2 separate regions of the Homo sapiens genome follow, and region 1 is linked to region 2. The links are chromatin contacts, found by Hi-C or POLR2A ChIA-PET in ENCODE. All regions are on one chromosome and are shown on one strand. Each heading gives the region's core, a stretch centred on a gene start or an enhancer-like site at or near the end of the contact. The rest is flanking DNA. Distances are from core to core; before and after follow the strand shown. Region 1 holds the start of SIAH1 (siah E3 ubiquitin protein ligase 1). Region 2 holds the start of SYNAGE (synapse stability regulating cerebellar lncRNA).

The links. A loop is a pair of places that touch in the nucleus more often than their neighbours do. ChIA-PET counts read pairs that join two places held with the same protein, here RNA polymerase II (POLR2A). Pooled maps may share reads with other maps.
Region 1: a map of dorsolateral prefrontal cortex shows a loop between it and region 2 (8-fold over the local background). The contact joins the promoter of SIAH1 here to the promoter of SYNAGE in region 2. A Hi-C loop is called at or near these places in 2 of 168 maps with a recorded cell type or tissue (OCI-LY7 and dorsolateral prefrontal cortex), 3 of 37 single-sample maps with no recorded cell type and 8 of 50 pooled maps. POLR2A ChIA-PET finds 5 or more read pairs at or near these places in 1 of 52 experiments (WTC11).

The regions. Positions count from the first base shown.
Region 1 is chr16:48,382,018-48,386,802 of GRCh38, forward strand. It overlaps SIAH1 (siah E3 ubiquitin protein ligase 1), which reads right to left and starts at 3,396. Exons shown (of 2, transcript NM_003031.4): 1 at 3,187-3,396. RefSeq lists silencers at 2,475-2,744, 2,835-2,904, 3,005-3,824.
Region 2 is chr16:49,279,478-49,284,736 of GRCh38, forward strand. SYNAGE (synapse stability regulating cerebellar lncRNA) reads left to right here and starts at 2,585. Exons shown (of 4, transcript XR_933530.4): 1 at 2,585-2,755. It overlaps CBLN1 (cerebellin 1 precursor), which reads right to left and starts at 2,361. Exons shown (of 3, transcript NM_004352.4): 1 at 1,725-2,361; 2 at 1,446-1,565; 3 at 1-124. The coding sequence starts at 1,988. RefSeq lists an enhancer at 1,465-2,082 and silencers at 2,435-2,544, 2,915-3,014.

The DNA.
Region 1 (4,785 bases), core at 2,146-4,645, 900 kb before region 2:
CTAAAAAATAAAGTCAATTAAAAAAATCTGCATAAGGGGATATATGGGTCTACATCTCAGCAGGCAAAAAGATTGGAGGCCAGGCACAGCAGCTCACACCTGTAATCTCAGCACTTTGGGAGTCCGAGGTGGGCGGATTACTTGAGCCCAGGAGTTTGTGACCAGCCTAGGCAAGATGGCGAGACCTGACCTGGTCTCTACAAAATAACTTTTTAAAAAATTAGCCCAGTGTGATGGCACATGCTCCTAGTCCCAGCCACTTATGAGGCTAAGGTGGGGGGAACCTTTGAGCCCAGTTGGAGGCCACAATAAGCTATGACATCACCACTGCACTCCAGCCTGGGCAACATAGCAAGACTATCTCAAAAAAAAATAAAAATAAAAATAAAGATCTGAATGTCATTAGAATACGCACAGTAGTAGGTGAGTAAACAAATACCTACTGAGCACTAGGTACTGAGGATATATATTAAAAACACAATTCTTGCCCTTATGCAGCAGATATTCTAGTAACTATAGCCATGGGAACTAAATCATTTAAAGTGCATTAGACATCCTGCTATTTTGAAGAATACTATTAAGGATACTTATTGTAAAAAGGAAAATTTCCTTTTTTGGCGGGGGGATGGAAGGTTCTGGGGATTTCATACAGATTTTGTTGAAAGAGAGGGCTGTACAAAAAATATCTAGATTTTAACATTTCACAAAGCGAATATGGAAATTCCACAAAATTCTGTTAATAAATCTCTTTAAACAAAGAACCTCCAATCTTTAAAAATTTTGTAAATCAACTGCTTAAAAATACAATTTAAGCAGTCACCTAAAACTCTGTAAATTACTAAACTTTGTTACCCTAGTTATGTAAGATCTGTTTTCAAAACACCATACTCACTGAAAATCCTATTTGTTATTTTATGTCATTACTGACATAGCTAGATAATTCCTTCATAACTCCAATTTAACCTAATCATGCTTTTTAATTACAGATATTAAGAAAGAATATTTCTCTACAGCAATTTCGTAAGAACTTCCCGAAGCTTAGAGGGAATAGATTAATATTTAACAGATGTAAAATGCATTAACATTGTTTCTGAATTTGTACTTTGTGGAATACTTATCCTGAAAAGTTATCAGTTTCACATCTATTATACGTATTTCAGTTTAAAATATTAAATGTTAGTAAATTATGTTGGAAAGATGCCAATAACGAAAAAAAAACTGTTTGGCATAAACTTTGGGGAACAAATTCTGGATATAATCGCAACTAACCATCCAAGATTACAGAAATCTGTATCTTTATTTAAATTTTCAGAATGAAACACTACACAACCAATTTGTGTAATCTACTTTGAGTCTCAAGATCTACCAGTCTAAAGTCCTCCTAACAACTAATTAAAATCCTCTCCACCATAATTTGAGCCAACAACTCCCAGATAAAATTACCAGACCATTACATTTGCCACCACACTACATTCTGCTCTTCAGTAACTTCTAAAAGTGATGGTAACACCATAGATACACACTCAAGTATTCACTGTCCCACTTTTCTAAGTTGGTTAACTCAAGTCCTTGAAAGTGAACTGATCAATAAATCTAAACTAGCTAAGAGAAGACCTCATTTTAATCAATTTGATTTTTTTTAATCACAAAGATATAGCCATTCAAATCCCCGGCCACAGCAATTTCCAAAATGCCACCATCTCAGAAAGTCTGTTAATTTATCATACAAATCTCCTTGTCCTTTTTAACAACAAAATGCATTGAAAGAAAAAACCCAGCACTAAAGATCTGTGACCTGATTTCACAAATTCTGGTCTATGCACTTTCATCATACCAACACATCATGCCAAGAAAACCTCGTAAGTTTAGCTATTAAACTACAGTCTTAACAGTAAGCATTTGTTGAGAACTTAGTATGGGGCTGCCACTGCTTTCAGTCCACCTATTGTCATCTCATCAATTCTCAACAGGGCTTGAGGTAGATACTGTCGTTACACCCATTTTGCAGATAAGGAAAGCGAAGCACAGAGAAGTATCTGCCCAAGGTCACAAACCAGTGGAGCAGGATTTGACCCAAAGCAGACAGTCGGACTTCACAGCCCGTGCTCTCAACATCCAACTGCTGAAGAGTTAACAATTTACCCTTGACAGCCGCTATAAGCAAAGGTAAATGCTCAACTGCTAGGAAGGGACAGTCAGAACACCGTCCCATATCCAGTATCCATGTCTCTCTGTTTGTTTATGGCCTCTATGACTTTGGCAAAAGAAGTACACACAATCTGATTTTCCGAACACCCAAGCTGGACTTTTCTGAATGTCCGAGCAAACAAATTATGTATCTTTCCAGGAACGGGCAGACAGCGAAAACGAACCTACGCATCGGAGTGGCCCAGGTTATTCACTTTAAGTTATAAATTTGGGAGAGTTAAGAAAGGACCCCAAACTACCCGGCAAATGAACCCTAGGAAATGCCAGGTTTATAATAAGCTAGAGCTTCCCCGGCACGCCGTTCACGCGCTCTCCTCTCTAACGACATAAACAAGGGAGGAGGCTGCATTCTTCCCACTGCACAATGAAGCCTCCGGCCGAAGCGGCAGGAAGAGCGCAGCCCCGTCCCGGACGGCTCCAGCCGGGGGTCGGGGGCAGAGAGCGGAGGCCGAGGCCCGCCGAGCGGCGCGGTGCGGCCCGGGCCTCCGGGCGCCGCGGGGAGGAGGGGGAGGGAGGGCAGGGCCCCGGCAGCTGCCCGCACTCAGCTGACCTCCGCCATGTTGGCCGCACACCCCGGGACCCTCCACAACAAAGGCCGGCACGAGGGCGCGGGGCGCGCCGGGCGCCACCCCCGGCCGGGCCCGCCTCCCGGGCGCGCGGGGGCCGGGCCGCCGCCGAGGCCCTTCCCCCGCCCTCGGCCCGGCCGCGCGGGGCCGACCCCCGCCGCCACCCCGCCGGGCCCGGGGCTCCAGGGGCGGGGGCGAGCCGGCTTGCGAAGGCTGAAGGCAGGGGAGGGGCGGGGGGCGGCGCTCGACCGGGCGGCCCGACTCCGGCCGAGACAAAGGCGCCGCCGCGCCGACTACTGCCCGCGCCCCGGCCGGGCCGCCCTTCCCGCCCTCCGCCATTACCGGGCCTGGGCGCCCGCCTGTCGGAGAGCCCCTCGCCGCCGGCTCCTCCCTCAGGCCGGGCCCCACTTACCTGTGGGCGGAGAGCGCGCCTCGGACCCCGGTCCTGGCACCAACGCGCTCCGTCGCCAACCCCCGCCACCGCGGGCAGCGCCACCGCCTCTTCCCGGCGCCGAGACCGACGGGACACCCTGGGCCGCCGCCGCCTCTCGAGAGCGCGCCCCGCAACGGCCGCCCCGGCTCCCCCCTGGCCGCCGCCGCCGCCGCCGTTTCGCGCGTCCTCGAGCCCGCCGCGCGCCCCCGCTAAATACCACACACTGCGGCGGCGGCCATGAGGAGGCGCGGCCCCGCGCGCTGGGAGCCTGGGGGGGCGGGGCTTTCGCGGGCGCGCAGGCGCACAGGCGTTGGCGCGGCCGGCGGCGGCCTCCGCGGGCGTAGCTGTGCGGGTCTCCAAAGGCGGCAGTAGGTGCGGGGGCTACTCGGCTACCGTTGCTGCGCCCGTGCACCGCGCATTCAACGGATCCTGGCACGTGGCGCTCTGGCCCGCGAGAAGCTAGCGCTTGCCCGTCGGCTCAGGGCAGCTCCTCCCGCGGCGCTTTGTTCCGGGGCCGCGTGACCCCCCCGGCTCCGGCCGGAGGGGTCGCCCAGCGGGATGCGAGCCCCAGGCTGGCCGCCGCCGCGGCCTTGTGCCCTCCCCCTTGTTTTGTCTGCTGATTTAGCCCAGCGCCTCCACGGATCCTTCCCAACTCCACTCAGTCCCAAAGAAAAAGCGGCTGCCCTGCCCGCCGACCGGGACCCCACCCCTAAAGAGAGTCCCAGCCTCTCCCGAGGTTGAGCCGCTCCTCAGCAACAGCGGGACGAGCTTCAAAAGCTTGTTTCAGCTGAAAAGTGGGTAATGGGGAAGCACGCGTTTTCCTGTGTCCATGCTCATCTGGAAAGTCCCTAATTAGGGACTCTGCATTCCACTTCTTGAAATAATAAAAGGAAAACATCACTTGCAATTCTTTGATGGGTGCTATGAGCAGAAGCAAGCATCTGAGACATTTACAAGCCCTAACTGGAATTCCATGTAAGATCTATTAAAATGGTATTCCGTCCGGACGCGGTGGCTCACGCCTGTAATCCCAGCACTTAGGGAGGCCGAGGCCGATGGATTACCTGAGGTCAGGAGTTCGAGAGTAGCCTGGCCAACATGGTGAAACCCTATCTCTACTAAAAATACAAAAATTAGCCGGGCGTGGTGGTGCACGCCTGTAGTCCCAGCTACTCGGAGGCTGAGGCAGGAGAATCGCTTGAACCCGGGAGGCAGAGGTTGCAGTGAGGCAGAGATCAGGCCATTGCACTCCAGCCTGGACAACAGAGCGAGACTCTGTCTCAAAAAAATAAAAATAAAAATAGAAAAATCCCATACCGGGCACGTATGTACAAATTCCCAGTGTATGATAAAGTTTATATGTGCAAAACACTAGTTTACAGTATTCCTAATTACATGATTTAAACTGCAATTTTACTTTCACATTTTTGGGGAGAAGTTATAGCTCCTCAGTACACGGGAAGGTCAATAGAGTTCGGTTCACTTCAGTTTAGAGGTAAATTTTCCATTTTTACAGACTATGTGCTTGGCATAGCCATGTGGCCTTGACCTGGTCGTGAAGGGCAGAGGAGTTCTGTC
Region 2 (5,259 bases), core at 1,335-3,834:
TGAGGTATGCTCGGTCGCCTTTCTCCATTTGGATTAGGACTCCGTTGCTGGCGGCCTCCCGGGTCACGTCCTGGTCACCAGCGAAGGCTGAAATCACCGGCCACCCGTTTAGCATGAGGCTCACCTGAGAAAGAGAAAGGCCCGCTTCAGAGGCGCAACCTAGGCAGGCACCGAAGCCGCGGTGGAGCGAACCTCCTCCTTGCTTGGCTAACAGCCTGTAAGGCCTGGAAGCACGGAGAGGTGGGGGGTGGGGGGGGCGAATGGAGGAAAAGGGGCTTTGCAGCTTACTGCTGAGGCTCCAGTGGGGCGAAAGACCACACATCTGGGTGACAGGAAGGGCCTGTCCCCAAAACGGGAGTTGCTCTTATTCCAGTTTCTCAAATGAGCGCGCCAAGCGAATCTCGACTGTGCTCTGTGATCCAATTTAATAAACCCATGAGGTGGCTCTAGCGCCCTGAGACCTTTGACCTCTCTCCCGTTTCCCCTCAGCCTCAAAAAACAAACAACAAACAAAAAAAACCCAGCAACTCAGGCTCCTTCTGGCGCTACCGGAAAAACAAAAACGAACAAACAAAAAGCCCCTGATCCCTCCTGGACCCAGCTGCCAGGACACAGTGGAGAAGCCACTGTGATTTGTGATTAGAAGTCTCGCACCGAGCGGCACAATGTATTTCCTCCCCAAACCACGGGCTCAATTCCCTCCCCCATCCAGCCGCGCCCGCCACCGCCTGGTTTTGCCCCTGTGGTGGCACCGTCAGCCAAGGGCCTCGCGCCCTCTCCCCAGCTGTGCGTCCCACCTCTCTCGGCGCCCAAGGGAAACCTGGACATCTTTGGGGACCCGGAGAGCCGGCGAGTGATTGCTGGGACACGGCTGGAGCCGGGAGAGAGTAGCACTACGCCCCCTCCCTCCCTCCTCTCTCTACCCCTCACCCTCCGGGGCTAAATGCTGCTAGCTCAAAAACCCACAGTCCGCACGGGGTGGGGATTGGGGACAAGTGGGAGAAAACGGGGGCCCCGTCCGTGGTGCTGAAGACAAGCACGCAAGCCGCATCGCAGGCTTCTGAGCCGGGGCAAGGGGTAGGGTGTACTGTCGCGGTGCTTCCTGGGGAGTCCGGGAAGGCTTCCCAAGCGGCAGCTGTCTGGGGCGCTAACAACAGCCGTTACAAGGAAGTCCCTGAAATCCAGGGAACCCTTCGGAGAGGCCCGGAAGGCAGAAGCAGAAAATTCTGTCTCTCGGGGGATGGGGCTGGATCCCAAGAGCCAGAGACAGGGAAAGCAGAGGACAGTTGAAGCCACAGAACTGAGAGGCCCCGCTATCTGTCCCTCCAAGCAGCCCGAAGTACATGCAGCCGCCACTTCTGCCTACCACCTCCGGACAGCCCGAGCACCCCTGAGGCCAGTAACCCCCCTACGGGGCCAGGGCCCGGCACGAGGCGTCGGCTGACCTGTATGGTTTGTCTGTTGTAGACTTTTACCACGTGGAAGTTAAAACTGTAGATCCCTTTGCGCGGGGCGATGAAAGTGCTGCGTTCTGAATCAAAGTTGTTCCCAATGTTCACTAGTACCTATAACGAGACGGGAACGAAGGGGAGTGGGCAGGAATCGGTCCCGGACTGTCGTCCCCGCGCCTCCGCAGAGCCCTTGGAGAGGACCGGGCATCGGTCTTCCATCCATCCCTCCTTCACCAGCCCAATCTGCACGCCGCGGGAGGAAGGAACACTCACCTGGTCGAAGTAGATGATCATGGTGCGATTACTCATCTCGGACGGCTCGTGGTTGGTGCTCCTGATGGCAGAGAAAGCCACCTTGGCGCTGCCAGAGCGCACAGAGATGCCCAGGGCAGTGCCCGTGGGGTCGGACGTGGGGTTGGAGTCGCACACCACCAGGCACTTGCCCTCCAGCACGATGGGCTCCGTCTCATTCTGCCCGCGGGCCGGGCCCGCCAGCCACGCAGCCCCCAGCAGCAGCAGCTCCAGGACGCCCAGCATCGCGCCGCCGGCGCCCACCCCGCCCCCCACCCCCAGGGCTGCTCGCGCCAGCCGCCCCCCCCGTCCCAGTCCCGCTCCGAAGCCCCCTCCTCAGCTCCGTGCGCAGCTCCGCCGCCGCCGCTCTGGACACTACACCTCTTCCTCGCACTCCGGGACTAGCGTCCCCTCCGCGACTAGCGTCCCCTCCGCGCTGTGTTCCCGGAGCCCCTCCCGGGCCTCAGGGGTGCCGCGGCTGCCCAGCCGCACTTGGATGCATAGCCGCTGCTGCTCGGTCCCGCTGCTGCCGCCGCCTCCTGCCCGCACCCGCCGCTGCCGCCGCCGCCGCCGCTCTGAATTATTGATGCAGCCGGCGCTGCAGCCGGAGCGGGCGGAGAGCGCGCGCCGGGCACAAAGGCGCGGACCTCGGCCTGGCCCCGCCCCCGCCGCCTCCCGGCCCGCCTCCCTCCGAGGCCCTGCCCCCGCCCCGGCCGAGGCCACGCCCCCCAGCCAATCCTGACGCGCCGCGCTCCCCACCGAGCCAATGGCGGCGCTGTCCGCGCTCGGCCACCTGACCCCGGGCGCCGTTGTTATTAGGCGCGGCGAGGCGGGTGGCGCGCGGCAGCAGGGTTGGGCTCTCGCCGTGAGTCGACGAAGGGAGCGCGGGCGCGCGCCCGCGTCCGCGCACTGAGAGTCGCCTCGGCCGCTCGCTTTCTCGACTCCCGCCTCGCGCCTCGATCCTGTTCCGCCTCCCTCGGCCCTCCTGCCCGCCCCCACTCGTCGGCCCTCAGGTAGGAGGCGGCGCGCCCCGGGGTCGGGAGTGGAATCGCTGGAGGCTGCGAGTCGCCTGCCCGCCTGTGGGCGCGCCCGTTGGGAGGGGAGCGCCCCCCAGCGGGCGCGGGCGCGAGGGCAGCCGGCGCGCTGGGCGAGCCTGGCTCAGGGTCCCGGCGGCCGGGGTGCAGGGCGCGTGCGCGCGCGGCGGGGCGGGGCCTGCGCGGCTCTGGCGGGCGCACGTGGTGCCCGGGAGCTGCTGGGCGGGCACTCACCGCGGGGACTCGGTGCGGAGCCGGGGCGCCGAGTGTCTCCGTGTCCCTCTGCCCCAGCCGGCGGCCGCGATGGTGGAGCTTGGCCTCTCGCTCTCTCCCGCCTCTCCAGCGACTGCTCTGCCGGCCGCGGAGGTCGGATCGAGCGGTCATTCATTCATTTGTTAATTCGTTCACTTATTCAGGGGAGATCATTGAACCCCTACGGAGTACCGGGTACTGGGCCGGGCGCTGAGGACGCGGGGCTGAGCAAAAGCAGCCGAGGCCCACCTTCGTGCCCCTTAAAACCCAGCGTGCGGGGCGGCAACGAGTACTGCTTTTCTGTTTTGCACTTAAAATTTACATTTTGCATCCGTACTTTTTATTTACTGTGCACCCTTACGGCATGCTTTACGCACCCGTACCTGCACCTCCTAGCCTTGAGTGTAGACACCAGATCCTGAGATGGGCGATTTTTCGAGAATAATTTTTACCCTAAGTGGATTTTCGTGCCACGCATGGACTTGGAACTACACACACGTAGTCCAAAACGTGAAAGTCAAAATGCAGCTTTGCCAAGTGGCAGGGAGAAAGGAGAGCTGAGAAGATGAGGAGAGGAAGGGCGCGCTCCAGGCTTTCCAGCCCGGGTGCGGTAGACGTAGCCCTGAAGGATGAACCCAGGCTGGTAGTAGGGCGGCGGGAGGGCGGGGGGACCTGTCAGTCAAGTCCAAAGCAGAAACGCGGCGCCGGATCCCAGTCAGAGGCCGGCTGGAACGCTTCCCACAGGCTCCTGGCGCTCCGGTCCCCACCAGGCGACCTTGATCCTGGCGTGCTCAGCGGAGCCAGCGCAGCGTCGGGAGCTGGAGAGACGCGGGGCGCCGGCTGAGCGCTCCTGCCCTCTGCCTCTGGGCTAGCCTCTGGCCCGGCCTCCCGGCCTCCCCCAGGGTACGCTCTCCCCCAAGAGCGAACACCAGCTTTGGGATCGCCAGCAGCCACGTCTCTGCTTCTAGATCTCTTTTTTTTTTCTTTGAGACTTAGTTGATAGCTGTTTAAGGAATTATGTGGAGGAAATCTCACCTCCGACCCCCGCCCCCGTTGAGCACGGCCGGCCAGGGTCGCTGGGTGGGCCAGGAGGAAAGAAAGGGGCGGGGAAGAAGCAGCAATTTTACTTTAAATTAAAATGACACAAAAATATTTTTTCAACTCAGATCTTTCTGAGACATCCCCAGAAAGCGTTGCAAGCTGTGATTACACCTAATGTGAGAGCATGAACTAATTTAAGAGGTGAGAGCTGCATAATGAGGCTGCCTCCCGTGTAGCAGCCAAGACTGGCAGCTCTGGCGGCGCGCTGGAGGGGACCGGGAGGGGCACCCTTGTAGAACCAGTCCCTGGCGCCCTGGGATCTTCTCAGTGCCCTGGCGCTGTGTTGTCGGTCACTCCACAGATATTACAGGGTGCCTCCTGAATGCCGGGTTGCAATCAAGAGCAAGAGATGGGGCGAGTGAAAGAGCCTGTTTTCAGGAGCTCAGCATCAGGATGACGATTACCTAGAGGGAGGTGGTGGCCAGCCTCCCCCTCTTCTCTTCATGCTGAGGCTCTGGTGGGCAGTGCCCAAGCCTGAACTGCCATCTGTATGCCAGTGGTTACCCAACTTGTATTTTCAGTCTTAGCCTCTCTCTGGTCCAGACTTGTCATTCTAAGGGCCCTTTTTCACTGACTCACATTGTCTCCTCCCTCCCTGCCTTCCAAACTCAGCCTTTTCCTTTTTCCCTTTCCCACTGACAACAGCTGCACGACCCCCCCGCCCCCCCACGAGGTGAAAATTCCCAAGAACCCCATGTCTAACCTAACTCCCTCTCTATGTCCTGTTGCTTGAGCCATTCTCATTAGGCTGCCTGTTCGGAGTTCATTATCTCCTAATTTTTCATCCAGGAATTGATGAAGAATCACCTACTGCCTCTCCCACACACTGTTTATTCTTTCATTTGATGATATCTGTTAAGTGCCCTGAGATATGTAACCTCCACTTCCCTCCCATATAAGTGAGATTTCACGTTGATTACTTCCTTGGCTTTCCTCATCCCTTATCCACATAGCATGTGTTCAAAATAATGAATATTAATTTAATGTTAATAGATATGTGCTTTCCTGAATTGTGAGGATTAAATGAAATCATGTATATAGGGAGGAAAATCCATTAGAAACCTCAAAAGCAGTTATGTTTATTTTTGCTATTGTCACATTGTTAGAGTCAGAATTCTTTTAGCTGCAAG